2 separate regions of the Homo sapiens genome follow, and region 2 is linked to region 1. The links are chromatin contacts, found by Hi-C or POLR2A ChIA-PET in ENCODE. All regions are on one chromosome and are shown on one strand. Each heading gives the region's core, a stretch centred on a gene start or an enhancer-like site at or near the end of the contact. The rest is flanking DNA. Distances are from core to core; before and after follow the strand shown. Region 1 overlaps LINC02026 (long intergenic non-protein coding RNA 2026). Region 2 has its middle 42 kb from the start of LINC02038.

Region 1 (3,234 bases), core at 539-3,038:
GGAAAGGTAATACACATACGATAATATAATAATAAGTTAAGAAGCACCCCAGGCATGTTTCAATCAGTGCAAGTTGATCAGGACAATACCTTTGCTCACACAAGAGGCTGCACTTTTTCTTAATGAAAACGGACATATGTGACCTTCTTTGGCATGCACCTACCATGGATTTACACTCGGCTTATGCTGTCTACACACCCCATTTGCACGTGTGCTGCCAACAGACCATTCTCTCCTACACATGAGATTTAACCAGACCCAAAAGCTATAAAACCTAGAGACGTTTCATTGTTGATTTGGAAGAAGAAACGGTATGGGCTGTAAGAACTGGAAAAGATTTCTTCTGACTATTAAACTCTGAGCTATTTCAAAGCAATAGATTCTAGCTATAGAGTGTTTAATAAAATGAGGAGGTTTGGGATCTTCCAAGCTATGTTTCATTTCCTAACCCTAGACCATGCTTCTGCAACTGGAACTAGAGATCAATGGGAAGAGCAACAAGGGTAAGGGAGAGTTGATGGATGTGCCTGAGGACGTTTTAGGTTTGTAGTAATGACAACATAGTCCACTGGGGGAGCTCTGCGGGCTGTTGAACATGTAGAATAGGACCTAGTTGGAAATGTGGATTGGAGAGCGAGCATCAAAAAAGTGAGTTAAGGGGGGAGGGGGGGAGGGATAGCATTAGGAGATATACCTAATGTAAATGACGAGTTAATGGGTGCAGCACACCAACATGGCACATGTATACATATGTAACACACCTGCACGTTGTGCACATGTACCCTAGAACTTAAAGTATAATAAAAATAAATAAATAAATAAATAAATAAATAAATAAATAAATAAATAAAAGTGAGTTAAAGCCCCACAATTCAAGTTACTTCGAGGATATAGGATTAACAAAGCCTGCTCAAGCCAAATGATGGGGACACGGCAGGCCAAACAGGGAAGTCTGTGTGTGATGTGATAGGCAATATAAAGCCAGCAAAGGTCTGGGATCAGGGAGGTCATTGTAATTGTCAGGAAATTCATATCAGATTAAGGCCAGTTTTGCCTCCCCACGTCTGTCAGCTGACATGTCTTCTGCCCTGTGAGGAATGCAGAATGCATCTGCTCCCCCTTCCACATGGCAATAGAGAAAAAAGCAGGACTAACACTTTGCCTTTGTGCATTTCACAGGAATAGCAGGAAAAGCCTTTTGAGAAGGCTCAACACTCACAGAGAAAACCACATTAATCATCAGCCTAGGAAACTGGAACACTCCACAAAACCATTGCTATAGATTCAATATTTACACAAAATCTGGAGGTTGAAGTTCTTCCTTTCCTTGCCACAGAAAGGAAACCATGAAAAGCTGCCAGAAAGAGAATCTCAGTTCCTATTTACACTCGCCAAATTCATAAAGCGCAACATTCTCATCTTATAGATAAGGAAAACTGAGTCGCAAAAAAGACAAAGTGTCTTGATCAATAACGTGTTCATACCCTTTACCTGACCATGCACATTTTGAGGTGCGGAAACTGCAGCCCCAAGCGTACAATGCCCTGCCCGACATCACACAGAGAGTGAACACCCAAGCAAACAGTCATCCCCGTTTGCCCCACTGCTCTACCCCATGTACCAACCAAAGCAGGCTAAGCAGAGAGAAAAGGAGGAAGGTAGCTGTGCTGTGTCTGAAGAAGCAAACCAAAATAAGTCTCATTCAATCCGGTCTTTGGGACGGGTAAAACCCCTAGTAATAGAGGAACCTGCAGACACGTAGTTGGGTTTTGGTGGAAATCATTGGGACCTTCTCTGCTATGTTTCTCGAAACAGTGTCTTTCAGCTTTCTGCAAGGGAGTTTCCCAGAGGTCTTATTACAAGTATGGTTTGGCTGGAGCCCAGCCCAGACTTCCTGGGTCAGAATCTCAGGGTGGGGCCCTGGAATCTAAATTTCTAACAAGCTTCCCCAGTGGATTTTATACACACTGAAGTACAAGAGCCACTGTGGCTCACATTCTTGACCAGACAGTATGAAAAGACTAAGTTCAGATCTCATCCCCAAGATGGGGGTCAGACCAGACAGGGGTCACCGTCCCGCCTTTAGCACCCGGGCCCCACGTGCCCTTTCAGCCCCTGCTCGTTGCTCAGCACAGCCCAGCCCAGAATTACTCCTCCTAAAAGACATCTCTCTGCCATTTTAATTTCCAAAACCTGTCATAAAAGCAGCTCTTCTCTTCTGATGAGGTAATTGGTGCCATAATACCATTAGGAGGGTGCCCCTGGTGCACAGCTCAATTAGGAAAGGTGTATTAAATGATTTACATTTCTTTCTTTAGCTGAAACACTAGTTATAGACTTGCTAAGTAATAGGATGTTGTTAATGAGCCATAGCATGGGGCTCATTTAATTCAATACTGTAGCTTTCTAGCTAATTGAGGCATTGTTCTTCTTTACCCCACAGTCCAATTTTTCTTCTCCCAAAGCCAGGGGAAGAAAAAGAAAGGAAAAAAAGAAAAAAGAAAACCATTCGAGGGTCAGACAGCAAAAGTAAGAACCTCCATAGAGTCTGATTCCCAGCCAGTTTATGACAGCCCAGCCTTCCAGGGGATAAGATTCCCTATGTTAAGAGCTGACTGCAGGTTCATTCTAGGCTGAGGCTGAACCTAGAGGCCTGAAGAGCCCCAGGCTGAAGAACCTGGTTACAGTGTCCCCATCCTGTGAGTTCTCCACTCTACAGGAGCTCAGGGGAGGCCTGACTTGGGATCATCTAGCCTTGGTAATAAAAGTGTGGTCCATGAGCGAGCATCACGTGGGGGCTCGCTGGAAATGCAGAACTCATGTCCCACCCAAACCTACTCAGCCAGAATCCACATTTAACAAGATGCTCAAGTGATTCTCATGCGCTGCAAATTTTACGAAGCACTGGTCGAGATCCTTTCAGATTGAGCCACAACCTCCCAGGCCTCCCTCAGGGAGTGTTCCCTACTAGAAGGTAGCCTATTCCCACCCCACAGAAACATTGCTCTTTTTTAAAATATGGGACTATTCTCATGGAGGAAAAAAAAAACTTTTTTAATGAAAACAGAGAGACAGAAAGAAACCCAGAGAGAAACAGTAAAGGCCAGAAAAGGGTTGCTGAACTTGAGAAGTTCAAAAGCCCATATTTCATTTTGCTCACAAAACCACAGACCTCTCCTGCAACACACCCAAAGACTGCAGCTTTGCCTCTGCCAAGCCGCAACTGAATGGAAA
Region 2 (3,377 bases), core at 426-2,925, 86 kb before region 1:
ATTCAGGCATTGTGAGTAATGGCCTAAATTCCTTGGGATGACAAAAGCGAGGTTTGTCTGGGAGTATGAAAAGACGCTTCTCTGCCTCGTTTCATGCTTTCTTACAGGGTCGCAGAGAGGGCAGCTTCTGCCATTACTTTTTTTTTTTTTTAACTACCTCTGTGTTTACAGCTCTCTACTTTCCACTGAGCCTGTGAGTCCAGCAGGGACTGGGGTTGGGATGCAGTTTTCAGAGACCTGTGACTACACCTTTGTTACTGGATAGACTCCTCAGCCCTGGATCAGCCACAGCCCTCTCCCAGGAAGCCCCTCAACTCTCTGCTATTACCCTTCTCCAAGGCCTGAAAACAGGACTCTCTCTTCGAGAAGATCACAGACCCTTGAGAAGATACAGAAATTCTCTGCTCGGCCCAAGTCAAAATAAAATGACTGAATAGGCCAGGGCAGCACAGACGAGAGAGGAGTTTTCTCTGGGGCAGTGGTTCTCCAAGTGTAGTCACTGAGCAAGCAGCAGCAGAGTCAGCTGGGAACTTGTGGGACATACAGATCCTGGAGCCCCACCCAGACTACTGAAGCAGAACCTCCTGGGGTGGCGCTGGCAATCTGTGTTTTAATAAGCCCTCCTCATTCTGATGTCCTCTAAAGTGTGAGAACCACAGCTCCAGAATACTGCAGGGCAGTGACGGGTGGAGGAGAAGGAGTAGGGCTGACTTCTCAGAAGAGTCCCGAAGACCTTGTCCTTGAGTCTGCAGAGAAGTTCACCAGGCAGACAAAGAAAGAAAGAGCAAGCCCAGGCATACCCACAAGTACCATCTGAGCTCTGCATACCTTCTGATATATGTTTAATAATCTTGGAATAACAATTGTATTGATATTATGTTGTTTAGAGTAAGTGGCAATGTATTCTTTGAAGAGTTAAAACTGTTTTCTGTGTTTAGAAAAGTTCTCACTTGAACTTAATTTTGTGTTCTAAATTTAACTAAGGATTATTTTTATACAAACTTTTGAAAGCTTACTAAATTTATCTGATTAACTTGTTAACAGTAGGTAGTTAGGCAGACATAAGCAGGGCAGACCCCCACCCCCACCCCAGGAACGTCAGACAACCATCAGGTGATGGTCAGGAAGTTGTTCCACTGCTCCCTAAAATAATAACTGATCGCACCCAGCACCAGGGAAAGGCAGTCTCCCAATAGATAGAAAACACCTGGCCGGGCACGGTGGCTCACGCCTGTAATCCCAGCACTTTGGGAGGCCCAGGCGGGCAGATCACGAGGTCAGGAGATCAAGACCATCCTGGCCAACATGGTGAAACCCCGTCTCTACTAAAAATACAAAAAAATTAGCCAGGCGTGGTGGTGGGCACCTGTAGTCCCAGCTACTCAGGAGGCTGAGGTAAGAGAATGGCGCAAACTCGGGAGGTGGAGCTTGCAGTGAGCCAAGATCACGCCACTGCACTCCAGCCTGGGCAATAGAGTGAGACTCCATCTCAAAAAAAAAAAACAAAGAAAAGAAAAGAAAAGAAAACACCCGAACCTGGTAGGCAGCAGCTTCCCGATAAGATCTCAGGAGTTGGGCGAGTGGGCTCAAGCATGTGCATTGAGAGGTAAAACGATGGACTTCATTTAACTGGTATGTGACCTTCATCTAGGAACCCTAGACTGGTAAGGGAAAAATGCCTCCAAGGAGCATGCACTCGACCTCAGTAAACACCGCACACGCGGCCCCTCCCAAGTGCTGGCAGGCCCACTGCACATGCAGACAGTCCGCCCCAAGAGAAAAATCAGGGGAGAACAGACACACCCCACTGGAAGCAGGCCAAACTATACAACCCTAAGTCAAAAGTCAAACAGCACATTTGAATCTCTCAAGTCACCCACTTGGCCCTCTTCCAACTGTACTTTACTTCCTTCTATCCCTGCTCTAAAACTTTTTAGTAAACTTCCACTCCTGCTATAAAACTTGCCTTGGTCTCACTTTGCCTTATGTCCCCCGGTCAAATTCTTTCTTCTGAGGAATCAAGAATTGAGGTTGCTACAGACCTGTATAGATTCATTGCTGCTAACAAACTCATCCAACCTCTTTCTTTGATTCCTTTAAAGAAAGCATATAGCTTTTAACCAAAACTTCCACTCAAAGAAGTCAAAGATGGATAGCTAGGATACTGCTTGTTTAATAATCCTCATCTCTTGGACATTTATTTTCTCTATTAAACTTATTTCTCCAGCAATTCACCCACCTTCCCTCTTGCTCCCACCCCACATACACTTCCTGGCTTTGAAAAGGAAAGCAGATAGGCAAACTGGTTAAAACTGCACTAAGTAAAGGATGAAACTCTAAGCAAGAGACTTTCTTCCCTAAGCATGCTTTCTTGCATGAATGCTACTCTGAAATTTCATTATTTAGTGAAGAATGCACAGGTGTATGGTCAGACAAATAAAGGCTGCCTTTTGCTAGCTAGTCATTAAACTCTCTGTCCACATTTCCTAGTGGCTGTAACATGAGGCTAAGGATATGTGGTAGGGGTTCAACGACACCATAATGTATAAAATAGCTGGCACTTAATAAACACTTACTAAGTGTTTGTTTCTACCTTTTCTTCCTTCTTCCAAGGTAATAGTGGTACATGACGAGCCCAGGCTCTGACCTAAAATAACTTGACAGCTGGATTTGAATCCAGTCTGCCACTTACTGGCCATGTGACCTTGGGTAAATTATCGAAATTATTCTCTACATCTCAGGTTCCTCATCCTTAGACTAGAGATGGCAAAAATAGTACCTGTCACATGCTGTTGTTGTGAGGATTAAGGATCTTGATACATGCAAAGTGCACAAGAGCGCCTGCAACATAGCAAGCCCTCAATATAAGTTGGCTAGTGTTATTGATATTGTTATGATTTTCAGTTTCCAACTCCCGTGAGCAGGTAAGATTGACAGAGACGTGACTTACAGGTAAGTAAGATGGATAATCCCATGCACTGTGACTTTCAGAGCCTTGATCAACTTCTGAGCATCACATAATTGTTTCCATGAAATAAAGACTTTTGTTCCCTCCAGAGCACCTTTCTCATTCTTGATTTTTAAAAATTATGCTCTGATAGGTTTTCATGATTTGCTTGCACATGACAGTCATTTCACTACCACCACTTCTATGACAAGATTTGGAGAAGATGCTGTTTAGGAAAAGGAACCAGTTGGAGCAATGGATTGATTCTCCAACTTTGTTGCATAAAACATTTAGAATGACAGAGCCAAGGAGTCTAAATTTACACGAGTCCAGTATTTTCCCTTTAGATTTTCATCCCCAATCCCTCAACAAGCTGACTCGGTCAAGTCACCAAATTAAATAAACCTAACTTCATTCAAGTGGTTTTGTG

Evidence for each region. Hi-C counts contacts between places; a loop is a spot of excess contacts on that map. ChIA-PET counts read pairs that join two places held with the same protein, here RNA polymerase II (POLR2A). Pooled maps may share reads with other maps.
Region 2: a pooled map shows a loop between it and region 1 (4-fold over the local background). The contact joins two enhancer-like sites. A Hi-C loop is called at or near these places in 3 of 168 maps with a recorded cell type or tissue (Calu3, PC-3 and PC-9), 3 of 37 single-sample maps with no recorded cell type and 8 of 50 pooled maps. POLR2A ChIA-PET finds 5 or more read pairs at or near these places in 2 of 52 experiments (MCF 10A and PC-9).

Annotation. Positions count from the first base shown.
Region 1 is chr3:193,969,788-193,973,021 of GRCh38, forward strand. The region is part of intron 1 of LINC02026 (long intergenic non-protein coding RNA 2026); the gene reads right to left. Among named protein-coding and RNA genes, the nearest start is that of LINC02026, 32 kb to the right of the region's middle. Within about 2 kb of position 1,789, at least 8 of the 41 ENCODE cell types and tissues checked have a DNase peak (open chromatin) inside an H3K27ac peak, as active enhancers do.
Region 2 is chr3:193,884,241-193,887,617 of GRCh38, forward strand. No RefSeq gene overlaps it. Among named protein-coding and RNA genes, the nearest start is that of LINC02038, 42 kb to the left of the region's middle. Within about 2 kb of position 1,676, at least 4 of the 41 ENCODE cell types and tissues checked have a DNase peak (open chromatin) inside an H3K27ac peak, as active enhancers do.